Regions from separate parts of the Mus musculus genome. Here all the other regions are linked to region 7. The links are chromatin loops, found by intact Hi-C in ENCODE. Cell type or tissue: heart. All regions are shown on one strand. Region 1 overlaps Actg2 (actin, gamma 2, smooth muscle, enteric). Region 2 has its middle 39 kb from the start of Clec4f. Region 3 overlaps Gm21284 (predicted gene, 21284). Region 4 overlaps Cd207 (CD207 antigen). Region 5 holds the start of Gm21284 (predicted gene, 21284). Region 6 holds the start of Tet3 (tet methylcytosine dioxygenase 3). Region 7 overlaps Bola3 (bolA-like 3 (E. coli)).

Region 1 (4,000 bases), 160 kb before region 7:
GCTGTCACTTCAAACTCTCAGGAACATTCTCTAGACCTTGACGAGGTAACTCTGATCTACTGACCACTGTGATTGCAGTGTCCCCTATGATGCTTCTCATGATGACAATTAATCTCAGGGAACTTAATGGAAAGGGGTCTCATTTGTCTGGTGACACTCCTGGCTTCTGGTCTTCAAATACTCAGAGAGATCTCTCAAGGATTTCTGGGGTCTTTATTGTTAGTAGTTTGGTTTTTTGTTTGTTTGTCTGTTTTTTTAAGAATTGAGGGCTTAAAAACTTAAAAAAAAAAAAGCAACCAGGCATAGTGGCACAGGCCTTTAATCCCACACTTGGGAGGCAGAGGTAGGCAGATTTCTGAGTTTGAAGCCAGTCTGTCTCCACAGTGAGTTCCAGGACAGCCAAAGTGACATAGTAAGACCTTGTTTTGAGAAGGATTTTTTTAAAGTGCCTGCCAACCAAGACTGAAGACCTGAGTTCACTCCTCAGAACCTGCATGAAAGGAGAGACCTGACCGGAGTAGGCTGATCTCAGACTTCAACAGAAGTATCCCAGCCTTTGTTTACCTCCACCACACTCCACAGCCCCCACAGTCAGTCAGTCCGTCAGTCCATCGTCAGTCTAGTTTAGGGATAGATTGGGAGTACACCTGTAATATTAACACTAGAAAAGCAGAGGCTGCAGGATCAGAAATCCGGTCATCCCCAGCCACACAAGCCTTCAGTGCCAGCTAGGGGTACGTGAGACCCTATCTCAAAAAAAGAACTAACAAAAACACTTTAGGCACTTCAAAAATTAGAAAACGCGTTGAAGTTCAAAGCTGTCTGAAATGTGGAAGGGATGAACAATGCATGCATAAAATGAGAGCTCTCTGGATATAAGTGGTCATTGCCAAAAAAAAAAAAAAAAAGCTCAAAAGAAGGTTTAAGTGGACTGGCACAAAGTTGAGAATGGAACCAACTGAACCCAAAGTATCCATGCATCCAAACCCCGGGCAAAGGCCAACAAGGCTCTCTCTACTGATTTTGGTATTGGTCAGCTGTTGCTGAGTAACAAACACCCACAAAATCTCAGTGGCACATAATAAGCATAGTTGCTTGCAGCTGTGCGTCAGCCGAAAGTTAGCTAATCCAGGTCAGCTTTGGGCAGACAGCTCTACAGGTCTGCCTAGCTCGGGTCAAGCCCTGCATCTCAGATTTCAAGGCTAGGGGTGAAGGACTAGCAGCTCCTACAGAGAAGCCCTTTTCGTAGAGAGAAGAGGTACAGAGAGTATGACTAACTATGCAAGGACACTTCTGTTTGTGTCATAGTTGCTAGCATCCCATTGGATAAGGCAATACATGGCACAGCCAAAAGTCCCAGGACAGAGGAACCCTCTCTCTATGGAGGAGATGGGATGTGGCAAGGTAGAGAACATTTTGAGTGACAGTCTAATCATCTTCCAAGTTTATCTTATTGATTTATTTTTATATTTATTCATTTTACATGTGTATTTGCCTATATGATGTACCGCATGGTACCAGGAAGTTTCTGATCCCCTGGAACTGGGGTTACACGTGATTGTGAGCTGCCATGTGGGTGCTGGGAACAGAATTCAGGTCCTTTGCAAGAGCAACGAGTGATCTTAACCACCAAGCCAGCTTTCCAGTCCCTAGCTTTCATTTCTGACCACAAAGGCTACCCTTTTTCAGCAACGGGCTAAGAAGATTTCTGGTTTCTGGTCCTCCTTGCTCATTTTTATTGTGTTGTTTGTCTGTTTTTTGAGATGGGATCTTGTGTTGATCTGGATGGTTTAGAACTCTTCTTCTCATGTGAGCACCTAGTTTTGAAGCTCCCCAGTATCTGAGATCATAGCATGCAAAAGTGTACCCCATTCTTATACACTGTCTTGGGGGATGGTCATAATTTGCCACATTTTCTCTTTGCAGATTATCGCTCCTCCTGAGCGGAAGTACTCAGTCTGGATTGGCGGCTCCATCCTGGCCTCTCTCTCCACCTTCCAGCAAATGTGGATCAGCAAGCCAGAGTATGATGAGGCAGGGCCCTCCATTGTCCACAGGAAATGCTTCTAAAGTCAGAGGGCCTTCTCTGGGGATCCCCACAAGACTGCTGTCACCAGCCACAGATCATTAAAACCTTCAAGCCTTATTTCTCTGTGTGAGGCTCTTTTGTTCCTGGATGCTCCTACATGTGTGTCTCACAGACAATGCTAAGGGATTTTCAAGAATTATTATTATTATTATTATTATTATTATTATTATTATTATTATTATCCTTCTTGTTAGATGTGTATGGGAGTTTTGCCCGTGTTTCTGGGTGTTACATGTGTGCAGTACCCAAGAAGGACAGAAGAGGGCATTGCATCCCCTGGGACCTGAGTTACACATGGTTGTGAGTTGCCATGCAGATTCTAGGAATTGATTTTAAGTTTTCTCTAAGAGCAACCAGTACTCTTAACCACTGAACCATCTCTCTAGTCTGTTGTTGTTGTTGTTGTTGTTGTTGTTTTTGTTGCAATTATGTGTTTGTGTGGGTATATGTGCATGTGATGAGTGCAGGTACCTACAATGATCATAGGGCCACATGGAGCAGAAGTTACCGTTACTGTGAGCCACCAAACAAGGATGCTCTGTGCTAGGCACCAAGTTCAGATATTCTATAAGAGCAGCAAGTGCTCTTACTCACTGAGCCATCTCTTGAGTCCTTCATGACACATGTCTAATCCCCACACTGCTCCTTAGAAGTAGGTGCTATAATTATCCCCACATCACTGATAAGGACTCACATTTCTGAAAGTCTGAGTTTCTTATTCTCACCTTATGAAAATAAGATGGCATTGTAGACTAACTTTGGTGTCAAATATACCTGAGCTTCCTTGGTTCTAGGAAGTCTTCCCCAAGACCTCAACTCCTTTGGGTTTCCATTTATGGAGTGGCCCTTGTCACAGCTAGCTTACTAGCAACTAGGCCATCATGCTAGTTAGTATTGAAAGGCCCTCATTTCTGCTGGATGTCCTTTTCTTCATCTGCCTAGCCTAGTTCTGGCCTCCATGCTCCAGAAAATACAGCCTGGCCCCTAGCCATTGCAAACATATTCACTTAAAGGCAGTGGGGCCGGTGGCCAAGAGGAGAGACCTTAAATTCTTGGACAGTAGCTCACACTTGAGTTCTTGTTGAGAACATGTTTGAAAGACTCCTTGGAGGAGCACAATCTGAGAATCTAGCTCCCAGAAGCAGATCCTGAAATCGGGATTTGTAGGGGAGTTCACCCTGGGAGCACAAAAGCTCTTTGACCTGTGTGTGCTTCCTCAGGGACTTCTCTATGGGACTGGCTGCTGGAAGGCAAAGCTCAGCATACATACAACACACACAATGTACACATTACACTACGGTACGTACATACAACACACACAGTGCATTCACTATATATATCTCACAACACACATACAGAGATTCAAGGACAGGTAAAGACTGACTGACTCTGGAAGAATGCTCAGGAACCTCCACATGTCCACCTCAGGGGAGAGTGGACAGGCTGACTAGTCCCACCCTCCCCATCCTCCGTATCCATCCAACTTCCTGTATCTCCCCTTTACCCCATACTTCTATTTCTCTACTTGAAAAAAAATCACAAAAAATGCCATCCTAGGTTATTCAAACTTTCAATATGTTGATAGAATACAGACAGACAGACAGACAGACAGATAGACAGTGTCTATCTATATGAGTATATGCATATGTGGTGTGCTGGTGCGTGGAGGGTGGAGGGCATCCAGTGCCCTCCTCTATCATTTTCTGCCTATTCTTTGAGGCAGGACCTCTCCCTGAATCTGTGGTTTATGCTTTCTCAGCTAGCTGGAGACCAGCAGGCCTCGGCAATCCTCGTGTCTTCACCCACCTTAGAAATATGGTTTCAGACTATGGGAATGCCTACAAATTTAGCAAGTGACATTTTCCTGGAACCTGAACTCCAATCCTCATGATGATGGATCAAGTGATCTCA
Region 2 (4,000 bases), 260 kb before region 7:
AATCACTTACTGGGTGGGCGGGGCTTCACTGACTGGTTTGAGAGGGTGGGATTGAGAGCCCTAGGGAATTGTGACAGGTTGTTTTTCTCTTTGCAGGTGAGAGGAGTACCACATAACACACGTGATCATTCTCATGCAGAGCGGAGGGTGTGACTATTGTCACACACTGAACAAGGAAGAGCTCTTCTTCATTCAGGAGGAATTCCGGCTCCTACCCTAGGCTGGATTCATATAAGCAAATCTGACCTTCCCAATGGTGGACTCTTCTCTTGTACATTGGAGAGTTTTGGACAGAGTCAGTCCATTCCAGATGATCCTCTCTGAGCACATGCAGTTCCTAGTGTTCTAGCGTTAAGTCAAAGTAGCATTTCCCAGGGCTTTTACAGCTTTTCTGATTGTATCTGTTACTCAAAGTAATTCTTCAAAGTTGCAGTCCCTTGTGAGTCTGGGTGGTATAAAGTAGCTGGCCTAGGATGTAGGAGATCATGGCATAGAGACCACGCACTGCAGAAGAGAAACTTTTAAATGAGCCAAAGGAGTCGTCCTGATGGCTGTATTTTGTCTCTATGGAGCAGCACTTGCCTTCGTTCACACCCAAAGTACTCACTCCTACGTGCATAATTCCAAGTGTTTGCATGTGCCCTGCCTTGTGGCTGTTCCTGCAAACATCACAGTCAGCAGAAACAATCTGGGTAAGGTCAAGTGAAACTCAGGTTCAGCCCTACTTCAGTTAGCCCGCTGGGCCAAATCTTCCGGGGTCTGACATCAAGCAATTTATATCTTAACACTTTGAAACATAGTAAAACTTTGGGGAGGCTTCCACGTGACAGCTATCACAACGGAGCTTCATGACAGCACTTCATGTTAAACCAATTATCTGTCCCAGCTCTTCATTTTTGCTTTTGTTAAAAAGTTCCAAAGGAGCAAAGCATTCTTCAGGGCAAGCTTCACTTCAGATTTCTGCGAGAGCGTGAAGTAGAGAACAAATATGCGCTTAAGTTCCGTAACCACATGATGGAGTTCTTCCAGTCCCAGTGACACGCAGAAAAAGGGCAGGTTCCACTCTTCTGGGATCTCTGTCACAATCTCTCTTCCAACGCTGGGAAGAAAGAAAACTGGCTTCCAGATAAGTGTAAAAGTTGTATGTTACCCGTACATGTGTGGGTGCACATAGTGTGTCCACATGTGTGCAGAGGGAGATGAGAGGAGAGCAGGCAGTGGTCGGGATCCTCTCAGCTCTGACTGACTAGCACTCAGGTTCTTTATACAGGTTTCAGAACTAAGACAGACTAATGATTATCCGAGAAGTACAAATTATGTGTTTGATTATTCACTACATGCCCAAGGTTACATGTTCAATAGAAATTAGAAAATACAAATAATGTTATCAGCCTATAACGTCAATTCAAAGAATCTAAAGACTGTCTCCTCCAAAGCAAGCACGTATAACAGCCTGCTTTCAGGCTGGCAGCTTTACAGCACTCCAGACAAAACATCTGGGCCAGGTTTCTTATGAACAGCAAAGACTAACATCTAACTTCGTTCACTATGTGTCATCACCTGTGCTGTCAAGTAGGGAAGGGTTATTTTAATCTAATTTACTGAGTTTTATTCTTCCATGGTGTACCCTGGACGACTCCCTATCTTTATATTTTCAGAGACTTCTTAAGTGTATTGTAAAGTGGAGCCTTGAATCCGTTACCAGTTCTGGCGAGTCAGAGTTTATCAGTTGTCTGTCTGCCCTTCACCAATTATGCTGTTAGAGTTTGCTCAGGGGCAGACACCTGGAGTTCTGGCCTCATCTGGCTATGTGCTTATCTGCACTTAATGATATCCAAGGCAGAAGGACGACTTCCAAATAATGGCCAGATGAAGTTAATTTTAGGATTTTCCTAAAAAGACTCAAACATAATTTTCTCAGGAAAAGACATAAAATGAATCATAACGCAGAAGGTCCCCAAGAATGCAACACGCAGAGGCCAAAATGCAAAAGTTGGAGACAGGACAGCAATTGCAGCAGTCTGCTTAGCTACGCTGGAACTGTGACAAGCAGCTGGCTTCATGACTCTCACCATTTCCTGTGGATGTCGCTGTGCCACCACAAAGTGTCTCACTTAAAGGGAAGTTCATTTTGGCTACCCTAACTGGCCACCAAGCTCTCAGAATCTGCCTGCTATCCCCCTTCACCTCTATGCTGGAGTTACAGGAGCATGCAGCCATGCCTGGCTATTTACTCCGGTGCAGGCTATTCAAACTGAGCTTCCCACACTATCAGAGAAAGAACTCCTACCACCACACTATCGCCAAGCCCGCCCTAAGTTTGAAACATACTTTTCTGTAGTTCATGATGTCAGAACACGCTATCTTGTCATGATCTCCTCTGACATGCTTCCAAGTGAAGGGATTACACAATGCCTTCCCTGAAACGTGTTCATGTATATATTTCTGTGCTCATTTGTGTCCCGCTCTTGAGTGAGCTTATAACGAGAACACTAAAAAGACATGTTCCTATATATCTATTCTGAGCAAACGTTCAGAACGTTTTTGCCCTCACAACTTTTGCACATCTTCATTTGCAAATATTCATTGCAATGAGTCACTCTTCTAGTTTGAGGTCTCTGGCTTCTGTGATGTTGGGGTCTGAAAATCCAAAACAACTCTGTCACAAGAGTCCAGCAAAGCAGGGGCTTTATTTGAATTAAGTAGCAAAAGCTGACTAGTGAGGGACAGCAGCACAGACTGGGGATCTGACACTATCTTCAAACATTCATCTTAAGTATTTAAGCAGATGACAAAATTTACTATACTCGGACCGCTATTGATCGATCAGGACCACAGCACAAACTCAGGATCTAAACCGCGACCCCAAGCCAGATTGTCACAAAGCTTTTAAGTTCAAAACTCACAAGTATCTGTGCCAATTTTGCATCAATCAGACTCCATTGTTCTTTCATGGTTAGGAACAATCATGTTTTGGGGCAACAAAAAGTAAGGAGGGAATTGGCTAGCCATCTGGAAAGATCCCCTGTAGCCTGGGAACTTGAACTTAATTTTACTTTACGATCAAAATGGAGTCTGAAATCCAAGCGGCAGTACTTAGAAGTCTCATTTGTTTGAACCCAGTAGTAATACCATCAATATTGGATCCTCATCAGGACTCCTCCCAGTTATTCTGTTGTTGCCCTACACCATGAAGGTCCTGCAGGTTTGGATCAGCAGGACTGGCCCTTTCATGAATCCCAAACATTCGCAGATATAGATTTTGAGATAGGGCAATGTAGAGCCCTGGATCTGGATCTGGGTGGTAGCTGAGTTGGTCAGCATGTTGGCTCTTCCTTATCTGCACCACCAGGGCAAGCTCTCCAGTCCTGACTGCTTTGGCTAGGCCACACAAGGTCGCCACTGGTAGAAGGCAGGGTCAACTCTCCTTCTCTTGTGCCCTTGGGCCCAGCTCACCTGCACCCGTGCCTCCAGAGCCAGCTCCACTGTGCTGCCCAGTCAAGGCTTGGGGCCCTACGAGAGGCTGGTTCACCCATGCCTTCCCCGTTAGGGTCAGCTCCATTGTGTTGCCCAGGAATGTTCTCCCAAGTGCTACAGGTAGTGAGGGGGCAGGGCTAGCTAGTTCTCCCACTCTCATACCTGCCCCCCCCCCCCGGGACATCTCTCCCAAGTACCACAGGTGGATAGGGGCCGGGGCAGGGCATCATCCCTACACCTACTCCACCTCATGGTAGAAGACTGGTAGGGCCAGCTCTCGCTCTCCATCCTCAGGTCTACTCACTTGTGCCCCCTCTGTCAAGGTCAGGTCCACTGTGCTGCTCAGGTGAGGTGCAGGGCCTGCTCTCTCTCCCAAGTGCTATAGCTGGTGAGGGGCAGAGACAGCTCACCTGTTCTCAAGACAGCTCTCCCAACTGCTGCAGGTGATGAGGGGTGGGAAGGGGAGAGGGCATTGTCCCCATGCCGCCTCAAAGCAGACAAGTGGCAGTCCAGCTCTCCCTTG
Region 3 (4,000 bases), 230 kb before region 7:
AACTGTGGTGCTTTTGAGTAGAGTGAGAACTCTGCAAGTGGGGATGAACCTCGCAGATGTTAAGTCAAGGAAGTTACATACCTAACCACTGCATTTGAAGACAGTGAGACCCAAGCAGTGCTGAATCATGGCAGGAGGCACACTTAGGGGGTGTACGCTAAAAACAGTGAGGAAGGGATGGTGGGAGCAAGAGGGGATCAGTCTCAGAGGAAGGAAGTGGGAAAGGTGGACCAGGTTCCTGCCAGGGTCCTGTTTTCTTCTCTAAGTGGTGTATGCACATGGCTGTTCAGCGAGTCATAAACTACATTGTTAGTCTGTATACACTCACAAGTAAGCTATAGTTAAAGATATTAGCTTTTAGATAACTAAAGAGCCAAAGAAAAACAAAGGTGAAGTAAATAACACTCAAAACCTTTTTGATCATGCATTTTCATAGTAAATAAATAAAATAAATTTATGAACCCTGGATGCTGTCCCACAGGGAGTAGTGACTCTGTTCTTAGCATTTCCCGCTCTTATTTCTCATATGCTGATCTGAAAAGACCTAATTCTTTGCTTGATTCTTCTTCCTAGTCATCTCTACTGTTGAGTTCCTCTGCTCTGTCAGGTCATTGTGCAAGAAAGGGATCTAGAGAGGTGGAGACAGACAGAGAGGGGGTTGACATACAGGAGAGAGGAGGAAGAGGAAGAGGAAGAGAAGGGAAGAGAAGGAAATAGGTAGGAAAGGATGAAAGGATCTCGAGTGTGGGAACGAGGAGAATGAGGGCAAGGACTAGAAGAACAAAGATGACGATGACCAGAATGTCTAGGAACAGAAGGAGGAACACACACTCTAGAAGAGGAAGGAAGAGTTGTATAGAGGAGAGGAGAAGGGAGAAGAGACAGAAGGAGTGAAAGAGAGTCAAGGAAGGAGGGGAGAGAGAGAAGGAAAGGGAAGAGAAAGAAGGAAGAAAAGATGGAAAAGCGGGGGAGGATACTTGGGAGCCTCTCTACCTACTGCACATCTGCTTTTTCTTATTTCAGAATTGGAGTGTTTATACTGACACCTTTTGGATTGAAAGAAATATCATTCTGCCCACTGAGAGAGTTCAGTTCCCACAAACAGGACACACCTCTCTTCTGCATACCTGTCCTTGTACAAGAAATGGAGGCCAGGTTCCCAGCCAGGACACTGAGCTGATAGGTTCATCACCACACTTGGAAGTTCAGCCCCACCACTCCCCTTCCAGAAATCCATAATGACCGTGTATCTAGGAAGCAGTGGGCAGTGGGCAGTGGAAATGGGTTTTCCCTGGTTTGCAACCTGGTTGTTTACTGTCCGTAAGAGCACTGATCCTTCCCACCCCTTTTACCTGGTATCTGGTGGTACTGGTACTATGTCCTTTTCAGGGCTGTTGAGAGGATGGTATCTGGTGGTACTGGTACTATGTCCTTTTCAGGGCTGTTGAGGGGATGAAGGAAGTGAGACTAAGGTACACTTTAGGGGCATGTGCTCAGCATGCTTGAGGCCCTGGATTCCATCCCCAGTAACATGGGGAAAAGAAGTAACAAAGTATGGAATCCACCAGCTTATTCAATGCTTGTTAAATGTTACTTTGCTCTTCATCAATTCCCAGGATTAAATCTGCTTGTCTGGCTTGCTGTCAAGGGTTTTGTTCCATGAAGCCAAGTTGCCAGCTCCCCTTTTTTTTTTTTTTTTTTTTTTTGTTTTTTAACAACACACTGAGTTTAATTGTGGTTTCTTGCATGTACACGCTTGGGGGTCCTACTAGGTCCTAGGCAACTTCCCATTCTCTACACCCCTAAAGAAAATGACTCTTCTCCCAAATTAACTATCAATAGTTCTGTGCGTGCTAAAATGCCGAAGGGCTCCACCTTGTGGAGCTTTAGTGGAAGTAACCACAGTGTCTGAGCTTCATGAGTGCAATGGCCTCCTGCTGTCCAGAAGAGACGTTGTCACAGCACTCCTCCCCAGCCTCCATGCATTCCAGCATGCAAGGAGCTATAGATTGTTTGGCGGGGAGCAGCACTAATCTATGGACATGAACATAAACGTGTAGGGGGCATTTTGACAACACGTGCATTTAGAAAAATGACAGTATCGAGTTTCCCCCTGGGCCTTTATGTCCCAGCGTATGAGCTTAGGACCAGGTTTACAGCACCAGGCATGGATTCCGTCCTGTGAAATTTCCAAAACTCATCCAGACAGTGCTTGGTTACCGTCCTAGCTCTCAGGCCATGATTGCATTCATGGGCATACCGTCTCCAGCAGGTGGGCATTGCAGCATACAGAATGGACTGCCGCAGAGCGCTGATGACTGTCTTCTCCCGGCAGTGTGCTTACCGCCATCCTGCACAGAGAGAGCTGGGCAGTAGGGAGGGAGTGCACCAGTCAGTTTTAGCTGATTTCTCTATGTGCCAAGACCAAGCTGTGGTGTCCTCGACAGTAGGGTCTTATCTATTTCTGGTGGGTAACCAATAAAAAGAGTACTAGCCTGTATCATTTTGGAAGCCTCGGGCCTCCCTGACTAAAAGAACACTGGGGTCATCTCACACAGGGTCTGGAATTTTTCTGTGGTAACCCATGGCGGGTGGAAGCAGCCTGAGAACAGCATGCAGTGCTCTCTCACGGGCATCTTCCCACTCGCTTTCTCCTTATGACTTGCCATCTTCAGCTCTGCAACTCCACTCCTGCGCTAGCTACTAGAGAGTTCACGCTGATGGGGAACTCCCGATGAGGGCAGCTGGCAGATCTGAAGAAAGTGTCCCCACGCCCGTGTCCTGCCCCACTCCCAATTACTCCATACTCTAGTTCTGTGCTACACTTCTTGACCAATCAGGCCCAAGACCATCCCTACCTCTGTGCCTGTACCACACCCAGTAGAGAGAGCCCTGGAGGTCAGAGGATAAACTTGGATGATGTTTTTCAGGCACCTTCCAATTTCTGAGACAAGGTCTCTCAATGGCTAGAAACTTTGCCATATGGGCCAGGTTAGACACGGTGCCTGGCTTCTCCGTGGAATTCAGAGATCCAGACTCAAGTCTTCAGGCTCCTGAAGTTGAGCACTTTACTGACTGAGCCTTCTCCTCAGCCTCACATTGCCTTCTCCTCAGCCCTCCATTGCCTTCTGAGCCTCCCCAAAGCCCTGCCTGTCTTGCAGTCTTCCCTCTCAGATCTGCTGCAGATCTCAGGACTGCAGTCTCGGTCCCCTCACCCTGTCTATGCACCTTCCAGTGCACCTCTGGAAGTCACCTGAGCATTCACACCCTCAGCCATGGCTCTCCCAGCTCTGAGAGCTTTCTGCACAGGTGCTCTGGCCAGCTTCTGTCTGGCCCTGTCCATCTGTCTGGACAATAGCAGAGCCCCTACATTATCTGCTTTAGAAACCGTCTTTGCTACCAGAGAGTCAATTTACCTCATGGGGCTGTGCCAGACAAGGAGATGGGTCAGCTCCATCTTAGTCTCTGTGGCTGGGAGAGACAGCTTCTCATGTCTGCTTCCTCCTCTGTGGGATGGCAGTAGCTAGAGGAGACCCTCGTGGGGCTGCTGTGGGAACGGGAGCCACTGCATAGGACCCTGCCTGGGCTCCATCAGTGTGATTCCCAACTTGGGAGTTGGAAGCAGAAGAACTGGAAGCCATCCTTCATGACAGCAAGTTCAAGGCCAGCCTGGACTACATGAGACCCTCTCTCTAAAAGACAAGTCACTATATAGGATGGACTTAGAACCAAGTTTTCCACATGGACCCCACCATGCACGTGTCCTGTGCTCACTGTGTAGAAAGAAGATGGGCTGACTCCCTACTCACTGCACACAGAGTTCTCTCAGCCTGGCCCTCAGCAGATGGAGACGATGCTGTGGAGCTTTACACTGCGCACACAGCTTAGTCCAGGCGTCTCTGGTCCCTGTCCTGTGCTGTGGCTCCCAGCCCTGCCTGAGTGGCAGCTCCTCTGTGGTTAAAGCACACAGGGCCCTGCACTGGCATTTCCTTGTGACTCA
Region 4 (4,000 bases), 320 kb before region 7:
TAAGTAAATGAGATCAGCCTGCAGGCTGACCAGGGGCCGCGAGCCCCTACCTGTTTTGAGCAGTAGTTTGGGTCTCTACACTAAGGTGCAGAATGTAGAAGCATTGGGAGTCTAGTCTGCCCTGGCATTCTGTGTGGCCTGAAAAAAACCACATACTTGGTTTGGAGTGAGTGAGTTTATTAAATATGTAGTGAGCTAAAAATAAAAGAATAAACAGGGGCTGGAGAGATGGCTCAGCAGTTAAGAGCACTGGCTGCTCTTCCAAAGGTACTGAGTTCAATTCCCAGCAACCACATGGTGGCTCACAACTATCTGTAGTGGGGTCTGATGCCTTCTTCTGGTGTGTCTGAAAACAGCTACAGTGTACTCATATACATATAATAAATAAATCTATCTTAAAAAAGAATAGACAACAAATGATGGATGAATAAATGATTGATAGACACAGAGAGACAGATAGATAGGTGATAGATTGATATAGCAAAACGTCAAATTGGGCATTAAAGCCTCTAGCAGAAACCCACTGAGGAAGGCCCACTGAGGCCTTCTGATGGATTTTCTGACAGAGTCCCTGAGGAGCAGAGGATCACTTAGGGTAAGGCTTTCAAGTAAAAGAACAAACAGCAAATGTGATGACTGGAAGGTGGTGTCATCAAATCAGGAGCTTACAAACATCCAGCAGAAACTGACTGGGGAAGATGAGGCAGTCCACTGGAATTCCAAGTTGAGCTTTCTCTCCATGGCTGGACTGTTCTGTCGTCTTCCCTCCTTGTCACAGAGCCAGGGGCCAGCCTGTCTCCAGACAAAGTGGGCAGAGCCTCACTGAGCTCACACGGAGACATCTTACTAATATAACATACGTTTCACTTGGCCTGTACCTTGCTGTTTCCCATGATGCTCATTACTGTGAGCCAGGGCCCAGGGTGATGGTCCCCATGTTCCTGTCATATCTTCCTTCCCTGCCACTGTCCCTGTCTAGCCTCAGAGGCTCTATTCACAAATCTCAGACTTTTAGGGTCCCAGTGGAAGGGTCCCAATTCCTGACACTGGGAACTCAAGGACCCTGGAGCCTGGACTCATTCACTGTTGTCCCCAGGATCCCATTGAACACCCCATCCCATCAGGACAAAGCAGAACCCGGAGCACCGCGGTTACCTCAGCCCCTGTTTTCCAGGTGACATTCTGGAGATGGTGGCTCGAGGCTGGAAGTATTTCTCGGGGAACTTCTATTACTTTTCACGCACCCCAAAGACCTGGTACAGCGCAGAGCAGTTCTGTATTTCTAGAAAAGCTCACCTGACCTCAGTGTCCTCAGAATCGGAACAAGTGAGTGCAAGCATCCGGCCCTGCGAAGGGGCATGCCAACAAGGCTGGGCAGGAGTTTGCCACAATAACAAAAAATCCTTAACTGTGCACCACCTAATGTGTGCTGTGGGGGTGTGTGAATGTGTGTGTGTGTGAATGTGTGTGTGTGTGTGTGTGTGTGTGTGGTTTCAGTGCATATGTGGAGGCCACAGGAGGATATCCAATGTCTGCTCTATCACTCTGTTACATTCCCGTTTCCCAAGTACTGCCTAATGGGCTAGCGAGTTCCAGCGACCTTCTGTCTCTGCTGGGGTTATACGGTTGCTGGGATTTGAAGTAAGATCCTCGTTCTCATGCAGCAAGTACTCCTGCCCACTTGGTCATTTTCTTATCACCCCCTACCCCTCAGAGTTTACTTCTCATGTACACTATACATCTTGCAAGGGATAACAGGTCTGCTTGATATGGGTATCAAGGGCCTAAGCCAAAGGAGGATGTGTGTTATTTCAACACACATCCAAAGTTGCTGAAGCAAGGGGACGCAACAAGCTTCACTGGCTTTTAAAGCTCCTGCTTTAGTGTAATTTCTGCTCACGTCTCCAGGGAGAGCCAACCACATAATCAGCTAGCTTCAAAGAGGGCCAGGAGGGGGCGCTCATTCCACATGGCAGACAATAGAAATCCTTGTCACTAAGATGCACCAGGTTGTAATAAGCCTCCTTCCTGGTGATGCAAACTGTAGACCAGGCTTATTAATCCAAGAGACAGGAATGGAGCAGTTGAAGGCCCAGGGTCTGTTCTAGCTGAGTGTCACGTTCTGCAGAAAACTTATCCTTAGGGAAATTTCCCAGACCCTCTTTTAATTGGATTGGTGAAATAGTGCCTGCCAGGGAGAATAATGGAGGTCTTCTAGTGTCCGGTACAATTAAGGGCTCATGCAATCTAGGTACTACATTCAGGCAATCCCCTTGATATCCGTTGTCTGCAGTTCAGTTGAATCTTCAGCCTTTTTTTTTTTTCAACACAGGGTCTCAGTATATAACTCAGGATGGCCTTGAACTTTTGATCCCTTGGCCTCAGACTCCAAAGTGCAGGGATTACAGGCATCTGCTGCTGTGCCTGGCAGGCTCAGTCTCCCATATCCTCTAGCCCCTCACTAGAAAGCATGAGTTCCAAGTTTGTTAGCTGATAAACTGAGAGCAACCAGAATTGGAAGCAGGCTCTGGGTCCAGGAAGGGCGCCGAGAGAAGATGCTGCACCTGCAAATCGGCAGCTCTCATGGGGCATCATTAGATTCAGGGCTGTGCACAAATGAAGAGTGCCCACCAGGTAGATACCCAGAGGAGTGGTGGGGGCTGGGCCTCTGCTCACTTACTCTGTGTTCCCCACAGAAGTTTCTCTACAAGGCAGCAGATGGAATTCCACACTGGATTGGACTTACCAAAGCAGGGAGCGAAGGGGACTGGTACTGGGTGGACCAGACATCATTCAACAAGGAGCAAAGTAGGAGGTGAGTGAGTCCGCAGTGCCCTCCTTCTTAGCCTGGCTTGCTCCATGGTGAATCCCCATGAACACAGGGCTCTGCTTTGTCCTTGTCCTTGCACAGTGGCACTACTGGAATGGAGTGGAGCTGTTTCTGCTCATTGGTACCTGGGGCCAGTCAGGGACCTCCGTGTCTTATATGGCTTGATACCCAGCCTTTCTGCCTAGCTGGGGTGAGGATCTGACCCAAGTCCAGGCCTATGCAGTATAGACTCATGGGAGCCTTGAGAGATGCAGGCTAGGGGCACAGCAGGGAGCTTAGAGTTGAGAGCCACCATGTGGTTGCTGGGATTTGAACCTCGGACCTTCGGAAGAGCAGTCAGGTGCTCTTACCCACTGAGCCATCTCACCAGTCCCGAGCTTAGAGTTGAAGGACTATTTCAACTCTTAGGTCTTTTTAGGTTTGGGAGCAAAACCTTGCAGTGTTGTCAGCCAGGATGAAAACCGGGGTTAAAATAACTTATCCGAAGTTTCATTTATTTATATTATTGTGTGTGTACGTGATATATGCGTTACATGTGTGTAAAGGTCAGAGGACAACTTGTCCAGGTCCGTTCTTCCTTACCATGTGGATTCCGGAGATCAGCCTCAGGTTATCAGCTTTGCTTGCAGGTACTCTGACCCACCGAGCCATCTTGCTGGCCTCTAAAATAACCGATTTTAAAGACAGCATCTCGTGTATCTCAGGCTGGCTTGAAAAGCTGCTTTGTAGCTTAGGTTGACCTTGAACTTCTGATACTCCTGCTTCTACCTCCTGAGTGCTTGGAGAGAGGCATGTGCCATCGTGCCCTGTCTATTTGGCGCTATGGATAGGATTCAGGGCTTCCTTCATCCTACAGAAGCATTCCACCAGGTGCACAGAGTGTCTTGCTTTCTTTTCTCACTTGATAGGTTCTGGATTCCAGGTGAACCCAACAACGCAGGGAACAATGAGCACTGTGCCAATATCAGGGTGTCTGCCCTGAAGTGCTGGAACGATGGTCCCTGTGACAATACATTTCTTTTCATCTGCAAGAGGCCCTACGTCCAAACAACTGAATGACAGATCTGGCCTGAGCTCGGCATCTGTGGGGCAACAGTGACCTGGCTGAAGAGATGTCTCTCTCCCTGAGGCTCCAAGATTGCTCTGTACTTTACGTTTTTTTCTTGCTTG
Region 5 (4,000 bases), 210 kb before region 7:
CCAACCCACAGTGCCCTGTTAATGACTGTGTTCCTTGTACCATCAAATTGCAGGACAAGCTTGGTTTTCTTTTGTTGTTTTTTTTTTTGGTTTTGTTTTTTGTTGTTTTTGTTTTTGTTTTGTTTGTTTGTTTTTTGTTTTGTTTTGTTTTTTTTTACCTGTGTCAGTCCTCAAATCAAGATTTGGGTGTTCATGAGGCCAGGAGGGATAATTTGTTGATCAGAACCTGTATGTAGTGTATGTAGTGTTTTATTTTCTCTAATGTTTTGTTTGTCCATTTCGTATTCTGTTTTTGTTTTGAGACAGGGTTGTTCTTTGTAGCCTTGGCTGTCCTGGAACTTGCTAGGTAATCTAGACTGGCCTTGAACTCAGAGATCTAACCTGCCTCTGCTCCTCAAGTGATAGGATTAAAGGTGTACTCCACCATGGCTGCCTCTTTGTCTAATTTCTTGGGAGGTTTGTGAGAGCTCATCCTGTTCTGACCGCTGGGAAGCTGCGGCCTTGGCTTTGATGTTACCTGTCTTTTCTCTTCTGTCTCAGAACTTATTTGTCCAATGTCTGACCATGGGGATGTGAGCCTCCCACCCCAAGACCGGGTGAGGATTCTGTCCCAACTTGGGAGTGCAGTTGAGTTAAATGAAGACATTCCACCCCGTCGCTACTACCGCTCCGGTGTTGAGATCATCCGCATGGCGTCCGTTTACTCGGAAGAAGGCAACATTGAACATGCCTTTATCCTCTACAACAAGTACATCACGTAAGACAGCTACCGTTGCCTTTTTGGGTCCTGTGCCTGGCATCCCTTGTGCTCTGCCCCTGTGCTCACCTGTGGTTCTCACAGTTGCTGACAGTGGGGTCCTTGACACTGTCAACCATTGATCGGGTTCCAGACAACTTTCACGTGTGAGTCATCCTTGCCATTCAAAGGCACAGGGACAGAAGGTGGTGGTGTTGGACTTAAGAGTTTCCTGAGTAGAAGGCTTGGTTCTCAGGCTGAGACTGCATGTCCCAGTGGTTAGACAAAAGAGTTAGCCGGTAAGCGGGACGTGTTTGCATCGGAGAGTGTTTTGACTGCCCTTTCTCTGCTCAGGCAGGTGGTTACAGGACCACTGCTGGTGTGTGGCAGAGCCCAGGTTCCTGTGCTCACCATGGGCCTTCAGAATGGCATAGGGAAGAGGTTTCCTTCTTAGCCACTGCTGTAGTCACAGCCTCCAGGTGACTCTGGACCACTTGCTGTCTGTGTGACTCATCACAGTGAGACCTTTCCTGGGCTGTTAGTTCATCACGCTTGGGAGGGCAGCGTAAATACAAGATCTCAAGGCGGACCCCAGGGAATGACTCCCAGAGCCCCAGCGACAGGAGAGGTGTGTGGTTGAGGGAGGGGATGGTGTGGTAAAGGTCGTGCTTGTCACGTCCAGTCCTAAGTTTAGTACAACAGGACCTGAACAGCTGCCGGTGACTCAGAGGAACTTGGGGGCTCCAGAGGGTTTTCCCCCTGGTATCATCTCACTGATCTTCATGGGGTGGTGTGTGCAAAGCAGGTGCATCGCCCCCCACCCCCATTCTGTTCCACAGAAGAGCAAACTCGGGCTTAAGAATGCGCTTGGGTTTCAGCTTGCAGTGACACCTCCAAGGTTTTACGGCTCATGTTTCAAGTTTCCATCCAAAGCATGGGTTTGTTTGTTTTTTTTTAATTTTCCATTTAGACTTACAGGAGGCAGTCTGTAGAGACCATAATAAACCTCCCTCCCCATTCCTGTCCCTACAAGAGACACTCTCCCCAGCCCCACGTGTGTCCTCCCAGACAGACACACGAACATCAGTCATACCATGCCGAGTTTCTTATCAGTGCATCAGTCAGGACACACCAGGCTTGTCAGCCTCCTCAAGCACAGTCCTGACAGGGTAGGGAATGGTTCTGTGCTGATTTCTGTGGTGGAGGAAGTTCGCAGCTTCTCTGGTTTGTGCCCACTAGGTGCCAGTAGCACCCCTCCCTTAGCTTTGGCAAACTTGAGTGTCTAGATTCGTCTAGGTTGTTTTCGTTTGTTTCCTTGTGTACAAAAGCTGGGCAGTGGTGGCGCACGCCTTTCATCCCAGCACTTGGGAGGCAGAGGTAGGCGGATTTCTGAGTTCAAGGCCAGCCTGGTCTACAGAGTGAGTTTCAGGACAGCCAGGGCCAAAATGAGAAACCCTGTCTGGAAAAACAAAAATAAAAAACAAACAAACAAAAACAAAAAGGAAGAAATCCTTGTGTACAAAAAGAGATGGCTAGCTGGATTTAGACCATTAGTTTTACTTTGCCAAACCCTGCAATAGACAGGTTGGTGTCTGTTTGATTGGTGGTAGAGGGTGTTATTTCTTTTAGGGTTTTGTTTTTTTGTTTTTTTGAGTGTTTTGTTTTAGTTTTTTAGGTTTTGGGGGGAGGTGGGTTGTTTTTTGGGGGTGGTTTTGTTTTAAGACAGGATCTCTCAACATAGCCATAGCTGTCCTAGAGCTCACTCTATAGACCAAGCTGGCCTCACACACAGGTGCTCTTGCCCCTGACTACTAGGATTAAAAATGTTCACCGTCACGCCCAGCTTAGACAGCTCTTTGTAGAGATACAAAGTAAAATCATGAGGAAGTCATTGAATGGAGATAAGAAGTGTACTGTGTTTTAGGGGGGCAAATTCTAGAGCAGGTTTTTCCATAAAGAGATCTTGTGAACAAAGCCGAACCTAATGGGGCATGCATTGGCTGGGGCATGCATTGGCTGGGGCATGCATTGGCTGGGGCGTGCATTGGCTTGGGCATGCATCTCGTTTGCTTGATTTGTTGGCTTTGGGGTTTGATGTGGGACTGCCTTGTGCTGACTGAGCCTGAAGCAGGAGATGCAGCTATCTTACCTTCAGTGTCCGCCATGGCACCTGCATTGCAGACCCTGATTCTGAGCCTGTGAAATGACAGGCGGGTGGCTGCTGAGAAGTGCTAGCCCAGTGGGGCTCAGACTGGTTTTCACTTGATGTCTTCCTGCCAGGTTACACCAAGTGGCTCACTTCACCAGTTACTACATACAGCGGGAGTGTGGGGGAGGGGCCTGGAGGTAGGCATCTACATCACCACCCTTCGGCCTCCCCCACTCTTGAGAATCTTGTTCTGGACCTTTCATGGATGCTTTAGTTCGGGATTTAAAAGGCATGTCTGTCCTTCCTCCCAGCGTGGTTCAGGCATCTTAATGACATCAGGCATATCTCCCCTCTTGGTAGTAGTTTTCCTGCTGAAGGAATGTGTTGCCTTTTGCAGACCCCAGTATAGAAGAAAGATCTCCAGCATGTGGGATCAGTACATACTTTCATGATGAGCACAGACAATAAGGCAGCCTGTGGATTCTTTCACAGCTTTTTATGGGCATCAGGAGGCTGCACAGGAGGGACTCCGAATAGTCAAGCAGCCCTGGTGTGCTGTACTGTGTGAGCCTCCTCCAACACAAATCCTCCTTCCGAAAGTTAACCATCACCCATATTGAAGGCGTTTACTGGGATTGGGGTTTATAGACCAAAGAAGGGCTCTCCCGTGCTCAGGCTTTCTTCTTCCATGATTAACTTCAGAAACCAGAAAATATGAGATAAGGATCCTTAGTGCATCTTTTATTGACTGTCCTCATGACTTTCTGAGTGAACTGTTTCTATACAAAAATACTTGTTCATGATCATTTTCCCTCAGACATTAGAAGGGAGGAATTCAAGTTAAAAAAAATTTTTTTAATGGCAGGCTAGAGAGATGTCTTATGGGTAAAGTACTTGTCACGCAAGTATGGTATTCAATCCCTGGAGCCCACGTGAAGGAAGGATGGAACTGACTCCACAAGCTGTCCTCTGACCTCCACATGTGCACTGTGGCACATGCAGGGCTGCATGCACGTGCATACACACACACACACACACACACACACATATCACACACATGAATAATAACAATAATAATGTCCCATATGGCACATGTAACAACACCTATGGACTTG
Region 6 (4,000 bases), 100 kb before region 7:
TAGGATGAACTGAAGCATTCAAAGCTCCCAGGAGACAGGGAGCTGCAGCTCGTGGTCTGCAGCTGTCAAAGAGCCCTGCACACAACTTTGGTTCTGCTCATCATCTTCCTCAGCTGCTCATCTGGCCTGAGCAGCGTGGGAAGAAAGCCACAGCACAGAAGGCTGGAAACCCCAAGGCAGAGACCTGAGAACCTGGACTTCATGTGGGGCCCCTGAAGGATTTGGGCAGGCTGGACACTCGTCAGGGTAGAAGCTTGGAAGCCTGTGGATCTTTAATGTTTCTGGGGTACTTCATCGGTTGGCGCTATTGACCTGTTTCTTCTTCCTTCAACACATGCTGATCTGGTGTTAGGTCTGAGGTGACAGAGGAGAAAGAACAGGGTGGCCCTGGCCCTTCAGAGCTGGTCTGGTGTCTCAAAACAAAATATGCAAACAGTTATAACACTGATAACTGTTCTCTGGGCGGAGTGTGGGTGAAGTGGGAGGAACTCTGGCATCTGAGTTCCTGGAACCTTCTTGGGAGAATTGGCATTTATGTCCAGACCTGAAGGGTTTTCAAGAATCTATGAGATAGAAGGGCTATGTTGTAACTCAGTCCTGAGAGTTTAAAAAAAAAAAAAAAAGACCATTTGCATCAGACAAATTGTGCCTGCTTGCAAGAGACCATCAAGATCCAGCTGTTGACTGTTGATATTTCCATACAGAAGTTGGGGAGGGTAGGGGGTTATTGGTCCTCACCTGAGCTTCAAGCCCCTCCTTCCAGCCATTTGTAGTCAAGTCTGCCCTAATTGCAAACGGGAGGTGCTAGAGTATATAAGCTGGTGAAGTTATCAGAAGGGATTTCCCTGCTCCTGGCTGCCGATGTCATCATTCCTGTTAGGTGAAGTACAGCTGCTGCTTTGGGGTCGCACATGTTCCTCCCAGAAACCCCTCAACAATATGCTGTAAGTGAGTCCAGTACTGTCATGGGTTCCCAGGGTTAAACCTTGGCGTAACTGTGCTTTGGTTTGTTGTTGGGACCTTAGGAGGAAGGAGTAAGCTTTTACTTCTCAGGGAAGGAAATCTTGAAACAGGGGAGCAGGGTCAAAGCAACAGACCTTGAGACATGAAGTTCCAGAGAGAGAAGTGACTAGGACGACTTGCAAGGGGGGTGGGGGTGGGGGTGCGAGGGGTTTCTCTTGCCAGGCCTGGCTCCTTCCATTTGAGTGGCTCAATTTATGTCTCCTGGCTTGGTTGCTCTTGAGCTGATGTGCCCCAAGGCTTATTCTGACACCTCTTTCATCTCACCCCCTGACCCCCTGAGCTCCTCCACATCTGAGCTCTGCTTATGAGCTGGGTAACCTGCTCACTCCACACTCCATACGTTGGTCATAGGCATCCCTTGTGTTCTATCCTGGTGTGCAGCACACACCAGCATCCCATCAGGTTACCGGAGCCAAAGAGGTCCATGGAAGGTGCAGGATAGATTGGTTAATTGTTGCCGCCAATTACCCGGAGAAATCACAAATTGTTCTGTTCTGCTTCTGATTCCACAGCGCAGTAACCAGCTGACCTAATGACAATACTTAGCTCACAAAGCGGCTCTATCGTTAACAATAAGAATCATTTGTCACTCAGTGAAACCGATATTAAGTACTTTATCTGGGTGCTCTTGAGAGATGGTGTGTACCCAGTTCAAGGTTGCCAGTGCTAGAGGCGAGTCTGGAAGTCAGACATCTCTAATACTCAAGCTATTTTCTTCACCTCACATCCAGCCCGTCTATCAAATAATAGGCAAGCGAAAGGAGGATGGTAAATTGCATTATCTGCAGGAGTGTAGCCACGTAAGTGACATTAAACATTTTTAATCATTCACCTATTTTTTAGTGTGTGCGTGAGTGCATATGTGTGCCAAGTCCACAACTTCTCCATATTGCTGTTTCTACTCTTCGCTCCTCTGGGCAGAAACTCTTGGGTACATCCAAAGGCCGTGGTAGGAAGTAGCCATGCTCACCACACACTCGGCAGACAAGCTGGACAGTGGAACAGGTTGTCAAATATCAGGCATGCCCGAGGGAAGTCCCAGACAACTCCGGCAGCTTCAGCTAACTGCCTACGGCTTTCTGGACAGCGAGTGTTGTTTGAGATCAGTTAACCCTCCCTACCCACCCGCAACACACACACACACACACACACACACACACACACACACACACACACACAGTGGGCCAAATGCTCTTTTTCCAGTTCTAGCTGAGATGTTAAGTTCAGTGGATGAGGACGCCTGCCAGGTACCTGGCTGGGTGAGCACCGCCCAAACTGGTCGGGCTAGTTCACCCAGTGTCTGTTTCTGCCATGACTTGCCCTTGTGTAGGGAGGGTACAGACCTACCCTTCTCCACAGCAACCCGGTAGGTGGAAGGCAGCTGTGGGCATTAGTCTGGCAGTCAGATCAGAAGGGTGGAGCTGAATTAATCTAACCTGGAATTTCAACTTGGCCAGTAACAACAGGTGAGGGATGGGGGAGAATTAGCACAGAGAAATGGACAGTTTGGCAAGTTGGAAATACTCTTATGTCTTGTCCCTTACCGCCTGCCTAGAACACAGCCCAGGGTGACTTTTTCAAAGTGTCTGCATTATTTATGCCTCGGTGAGGACTTGGGCCCTCGGTGACTGAGCCCATCCCGAATCTGCCTGGGTTCCTCTCTGCGACGCGCCCCTTCCCTCTCCTCTGGGAGGCAGGGCGGGGGTCTCGGACTAGTCTTTGTTTTAGATGTGCAACAGAGCCCGAGAGCAGCGCCTGGAAGGCTGGCGATGGCAGAGCCGTAGGGTCGGCCAGGGCAGGGCGCTGGGTTGTGACCCTCATGCGGATGCCGTGCAGCGGGCGCTCGGTCTCTGCCCTCGGGCACCCACTTCTTGCCGGTCAGGCTGACTCGGTACGCAAACGCGCGATGTCCCCTATTGTCCTGCCTCGGCCTGAGAGGCAGCCGAGGAGGAGAAAGGGGGTCGGTCGGGCTCCGGGGCAGTCGGGCGAGCGTGGGGCCGTCCCGAGCTCGCAGGGAGTGGCAGGAAGTGGGGACACCCAGGCGGCTGGGCCAAGGGCCTAGCTGGGGAGGTCCGCGCCCCGCCCCGCCCCTCCTCGACAGCTTGGGCTGCGGGCCCCGCCGGAGGGCAGGGAAAGGGCCAGCCCGCGGGGACAGCCGCGTCTCAGGAGGGCCCCTCCGTGAGGCCTGGGGAGGCGCTGCAGGTGCAAAACCCGGGCGGCCCGCGCGCGCCTCGCTCCCTCCCCGGGAACTCCGCTCTTGCGCGGTCCCGGGCCTAGCGGCCAGCCTCGGCGGGACCGCACGTGCGCGCCCTCCCGGGCGGGGGAGTCCCCGGGCGAGCACGTGCCGCGGCGCGCGGGGGGCGGGGAGTCCCGCGGCCGCCTTCATTGCTCCTGCTGCTGCTGCCGCCGCCGCGGCCGCCGCCGCTGCTTCCTTCCTCCTGCGCCGTCCCCTGCTCGGCCAGGGCTGGGGCGGGGGTTGGGGGGGGGGACTCCGCGCGCGCAGCGAGCTTGGCTGGGCTGGGCGCTCCCGCTCCCGGAGGCGCACACCTTGGGCCGTGGCGGTGGCGGTGGCGGCGGTGGCAGCGGCAGGCTGGGAAACTTTGCCCCTTTGTGCGCTCCGCCCCGGAGGCGGCGGGCAGGTCGGTGCAGCCGGTGGCTTTCCGGCTCCGCGGTGGGGGAGGGGCAGTGCGTGGGGGGAGGGGCGGCTCGGGGACCGTGGCACGGCCATGGTGGGCGCAGCAGGGTAGCCAGCGACCCGGCAAGGAGCTCCGGGTGGCCGTGCGGTGCTGCCGGGTGGGGGTGGCGGGGCGGGGGCTGCGGTGCAGCGGGAGCGGAGCAGCCGAGGCCCCAGAACAAAGGAGCCGGAGCGGCGGCGGCAGTGGCGGCGCGCGCAGCCTGGCCTGCGCCCCAGCGCGCCCCCTCCCCGCACCCCTTGGTGGCGCGGGTCACCCTTCTCTGTAGCCCGCGGGGCTCCGTC
Region 7 (4,000 bases):
GGATGAACTGTACAGAGACTCCAACAGTGTGAGCAAAAGTCACTGCTTCTGAAAGGGGGCACCTGAAGCATGGCACATCTGTTCTGAGCAGGAGGCACCTGTGAACTTTAATTAACTCTAAATAGACAATGTATCTCCCATAATTATAATATAGAAATGTCTATGAACAAAAAATAGATATTTTTGTAGGTGGGCAGGGATTTTCTAAAATACTGCTGTGAGCGAAGTGCACTCCAGGTTTTAAGCGTGAGCAGTCAGTCAGCTGTCAGCACTTGGGGACAGAGGTGAAGATCCGAAGGCCGTGCATGCCCTTGATCTCTTCTTTTAGTGCCTGAGGAGAAAGAGACACCATGGTCAGTTCTTGTGACTTTACGTTGGCTGTACAGTATTCTACATGGCTCTGTCTGAAGGATACTTGCACGTATTTTAAGCAATTTTTTCTTCAAAATATTTTTTGCCTACGTCTGTGGTGTGTGTTTGCATATGTATAGGGATGTGTGTATGTGTGTGTGTTTGCATGTGGGGGGGGCTGAGTATGAGTGTGTGCGTGTAGGTGTGTGTAGGTGTGTGTGTGTGTATGTATATGTGTATGTGTGTGTGCGTGTGTGTGTGTGTATAGGCCTGAGTGTGACTGTTCTCCACTTTATATATCAAGGCAGAGGTTGCTCTAACCCTGGAGCTTACCGTTCAGGCCAGTCAACTAGCCAGCCTACTCCAGGGACTGCCTGTTTCTGCCTTCCAGGCGCTCATATTATAGGAGGGCTACCATGGTCACTTAGCACTGACAGACCCTGGGTGTGTCCCCCACATCTGTAACACCAGGATCTAGCTCTGTGGGTTCTGGGCGTCACACTTGCACACGAACGTTTGGCCTCGAAGCCTCTTTGCAGTTCCCCGTTGCAGTTCTGTGTGTGTTTGAGGCAGCGTCTCACTACATCGCCCTGGCTGGCCTGGAACTTGCTATGTAGAACATGGTCCATTCAGAGATCTGCCCTCCTCAACCTCCCCAGTGTCCGGATTAGAGCTCAGCACCCAGCTCCCTTTACGATTGTTTTCATTCAGTAATTCTTAAGTTTGTTGTGCAGCACACCTCAGCCCAGCTGCCAGGGTGAGGCCAGGTGGCAGCTTGAGCTCAGGAGTCCAGTCCAGCAATAAAGGAAGACCCCAAACCAAGACTTAATCAAAATTGAGGCCAAGGCTGGTTCAGCAGTTAACAGCACTTGGTGCTGCAAAACTGGAGTAAACTGACTAGTTGGGTTCTGTAACTCTATTCCTGGGGGGACTCTGACTCCGTCTTCTTGCCCCTGAGTACACCACGCACACAAACATACATGCAGGCAAAACACTCATCCACATAAACTAAGAATGAATCCTCAAACGTAGAGAAATGAATGGGAAGGCCACCTGATGCTGACCTCCTGCCTATGTAGCTGACCTCTGCTTGTGACCTCTGGCCACAGCGAACACATGTGTGCACACACACACACAACATCTGGGCTGTAGGGATAAGACAACACTGAGTACCCCTGGTCCAAAGTCAGCAAGTGAGTAAATAGGTCAGGGTATAGACCCAGATGTTCTGTGGTCCTGGCCACAGCAGGTGTCAGTTGTTCCTATCTGACCCTGCTGTTGTGCTGGGAGCCCATGAGCCATGCTCTGTACTCACAGGGAAGCCTCAACTCTGCAGATAAGAAAAAGCCTGGAAAAGCCTATCACACAACTGGGCGCCTTTCCTCGGCTTGCTGCAGGCCCACGCTGCCCCCTAGTGGCTAGTTTTGTCTTTGCATCTGTGCTAATATGGGCCGCAGGGAGGATACTTGGGGGCTCTGCAGTCCACTGTGCACATTCCCTCCTGCCAGCACCTCCCTCTGATCTCTGGGAAGCCTCCCAAGGCCCCTCAACCCACGTTAATGTCACACGTTACCTGCTACAGCCACAGGAGAATCATGGCATCATGATAGCTAAGGACACTGAGGCTCTGGTTGGGACCTGGGCTTGGTTAAAGTACCCTAAGTCATGGAGGAGCAGTCATGGGGCTTCAGATAAAGTGCTGCATTCAACCCCCAGTGCTTGACAACAAATTTTAAAAGTTCAGGGTTAGCCATGGTGGAGCACGCCTTTAATCCCAGCACTCGGGAGGCAGAGGCAGGAGGATTTCTGAGTTTGAGGCCAGTCTGGTCTACAAAGTGAGTTCCAGGACAGCCAGGGCTATACAGAGAAACCCTGACTCGAAAAAACAACAACAACAACAACCAAAAAAAAAAAAAAAAAAGGTCAGGGTTCTCTTCAGTTACATAGTGAGTTCAAGGCCAGCCTGGGCTATGAAACATTGACTCAGAAAACAAAGTACTATGGGGCAAGGAGATGCAGCTTGAAGGCCAATCATTGATGCAGGCCTTTAATGCCAGCACTTGGGAGGCAGAGGCAGGCTGATCTCCGTGAGTTCAAGGCCACCGGTCTACTACATAGTTCCAGGACAGCTAGGGCTATACAGTGAGACCCTGTCTAAAAAGGATGCATCTTAGATAGACACGTTTGAGCATGGCTGTGCACAGTGTTATCATGGATATTGGGGACACAAAGAAAAAGGCAAGAGGCACTGATGAAGAAATAATAGAGACAAAAAAAAAAGCAAGAGTTCTTGCTAAGCAAGCCTGACAAATCTGAATCTGACCCCCAGAACCTAGGTAAAAAGGGCAGAACTGTAATCCTGGCATTCCTGCAGCAATGTAAGAAGGGAAAACAGGGAAACTGCCTAGAGGTAGCCTGGTGTACACAGTACAGTTATGGAGGCCTTACTATGTCAAGCTGTGTGGGTGCTCACCACTCCCAAGAGCCTTTGGGGCATGCACGATCCCAGTTATTGTGTTACAGATTAGGAAACTAAGCCACAGGGAGGTTGAATAACTTTCTCAGGGTCACAACCTAGAAAGTAGCAACTCTAGCTGCAGGCCAAGGCATGCATGGTAGGGCCCAGAGTCCAGTCACACCAGGCAGCCTGTGTCAGAGAACACAGCTCAAGTGGCACAGGCTGTGGGCAAAGCCATCAGCCAGGTCTTCCCAGTCTAGTCTACCTGTGCTCTAAGTCTCGAGACCACGCCCAACTGCCTGCTGCCCTATCACAGCCTGCCTGGGGGCTATAGGTGCCAGAGCCAAGGTACAAAGCTATGAGGATGGCAAAGGGCCGACAGGTGTCAGGAGTGCATGTAGCCAGGACGCAGGTCAGAATCGGCAGCAGCTGGAAGCAGGAGTTGGAGGGTAGGTGACACAGCAAGCCCGGTGACCTGAGTTCAATCCCCAGGCCCCACAGGGTGGAAGCAAGTTGTACTGTGGCCATGTGTGCTGTAGCATGTGTGCCCAGCCCTGATCATAGTACAAAATACAAACTTTCAAGAAAGAGGGAGTCAGAAGATGGAAGGGCTCTGGAGCCCAGCCATGGGGGTAGGAAGCAGCTTTTGAGTTGGTGCAGAAGGGAACCTAGGCCAGGGCCTCAATCAGGGTCAAGGTCCAGAGGACGAAAGAGAGAGCAACAGGAAACAGCCAGCTGGGAGGGTGACTGCAGAAGGAGGGAGACACCTTCAACGACAGTAAATGATATGTGACATCAAGGTCAGATCTGTTCTTTTCAAAAAACTAAGCCAGCTGATTGCACACAAGACCTCCATGTGTGAAACCAAACCCAGATGTCCAGAGGGTGACTTCAGAGAAAAAGGCCCAGTGTCAAAGTCAGAATGGGTTCCCACTGAGGAACACACACATGCAGAAATCTACAAAGAACCATTTAGCACTGTCTATGCTTGCAAATCCTCTCCATATGTGACCGCAGAAAACACGTGAGTGGGCCAGGCACACTGGAACTCGTCTATAACCCTGCACAGGACGGAGTGGCTAGAGATCATGAGTCCAAACCAAGTCAGCATCAGACGGACATCCTATTAAAAATCCCTGGCTAGCACAGGTTAAGGCCATACCTCAGTCAGTAGAGCACTTATCTAGTACG

The links. Peaks named below come from ENCODE experiments on the same cell type or tissue, not always from the same donor. Only the 100,000 strongest peaks of a DNase experiment are listed, where the experiment ranks them.
Region 1: a loop joins it to region 7, with 6 times the contacts of the local background. A loop is called at or near these places in 37 of 42 quality-filtered maps.
Region 2: it touches region 7 in a loop (6-fold over the local background); 3 of 42 quality-filtered maps call a loop at or near these places.
Region 3: a loop joins it to region 7, with 2.8 times the contacts of the local background. A loop is called at or near these places in 7 of 42 quality-filtered maps.
Region 4: it touches region 7 in a loop (9-fold over the local background); 26 of 42 quality-filtered maps call a loop at or near these places.
Region 5: it touches region 7 in a loop (2.6-fold over the local background); 13 of 42 quality-filtered maps call a loop at or near these places.
Region 6: a loop joins it to region 7, with 2.6 times the contacts of the local background. A loop is called at or near these places in 4 of 42 quality-filtered maps.

Annotation. Positions count from the first base shown.
Region 1 is chr6:83,511,055-83,515,054 of GRCm38, reverse strand. Actg2 (actin, gamma 2, smooth muscle, enteric) reads left to right here. Exons shown (of 9, transcript NM_009610.2): 9 at 1,927-2,146. The coding sequence ends at 2,070. Among named protein-coding and RNA genes, the nearest start is that of Dguok, 6.1 kb to the right of the region's middle. In heart, a CTCF peak has its summit at 2,343 (motif pointing right); a DNase peak (open chromatin) is centred at 2,334.
Region 2 is chr6:83,614,783-83,618,782 of GRCm38, reverse strand. No RefSeq gene overlaps it. Among named protein-coding and RNA genes, the nearest start is that of Clec4f, 39 kb to the left of the region's middle. In heart, a CTCF peak has its summit at 2,074; a DNase peak (open chromatin) is centred at 2,102.
Region 3 is chr6:83,580,995-83,584,994 of GRCm38, reverse strand. It overlaps Gm21284 (predicted gene, 21284), which reads right to left. Exons shown (of 8, transcript NR_078345.1): 6 at 2,221-2,365; 7 at 1,353-1,441. Among named protein-coding and RNA genes, the nearest start is that of Stambp, 10 kb to the right of the region's middle. In heart, a CTCF peak has its summit at 1,894 (motif pointing left); no DNase peak of the experiment used is centred here; H3K27me3 peaks cover 942 bases.
Region 4 is chr6:83,671,572-83,675,571 of GRCm38, reverse strand. Cd207 (CD207 antigen) reads left to right here. Exons shown (of 6, transcript NM_144943.3): 4 at 1,175-1,326; 5 at 2,697-2,815; 6 at 3,739-4,000. The coding sequence ends at 3,889. Among named protein-coding and RNA genes, the nearest start is that of Cd207, 4.3 kb to the left of the region's middle. In heart, a CTCF peak has its summit at 1,955 (motif pointing right); no DNase peak of the experiment used is centred here.
Region 5 is chr6:83,567,060-83,571,059 of GRCm38, reverse strand. It overlaps Stambp (STAM binding protein), which reads left to right. Exons shown (of 10, transcript NM_024239.2): 2 at 541-757. The coding sequence starts at 555. It overlaps Gm21284 (predicted gene, 21284), which reads right to left and starts at 3,021. Exons shown (of 8, transcript NR_078345.1): 1 at 2,886-3,021. In heart, a CTCF peak has its summit at 1,965 (motif pointing right); no DNase peak of the experiment used is centred here; H3K27ac peaks cover 332 bases.
Region 6 is chr6:83,455,951-83,459,950 of GRCm38, reverse strand. Tet3 (tet methylcytosine dioxygenase 3) reads left to right here and starts at 3,559. Exons shown (of 12, transcript NM_001347313.1): 1 at 3,559-3,662. In heart, CTCF peaks have their summits at 3,199 and 3,961; DNase peaks (open chromatin) are centred at 2,380, 3,240 and 3,360; H3K4me3 peaks cover 1,998 bases; H3K27ac peaks cover 2,214 bases.
Region 7 is chr6:83,354,478-83,358,477 of GRCm38, reverse strand. It overlaps Bola3 (bolA-like 3 (E. coli)), which reads right to left. Exons shown (of 4, transcript NM_175277.5): 4 at 1-331. The coding sequence ends at 266. Among named protein-coding and RNA genes, the nearest start is that of Bola3, 7.0 kb to the right of the region's middle. In heart, no CTCF peak of the experiment used is centred here; a DNase peak (open chromatin) is centred at 1,757; H3K27ac peaks cover 391 bases.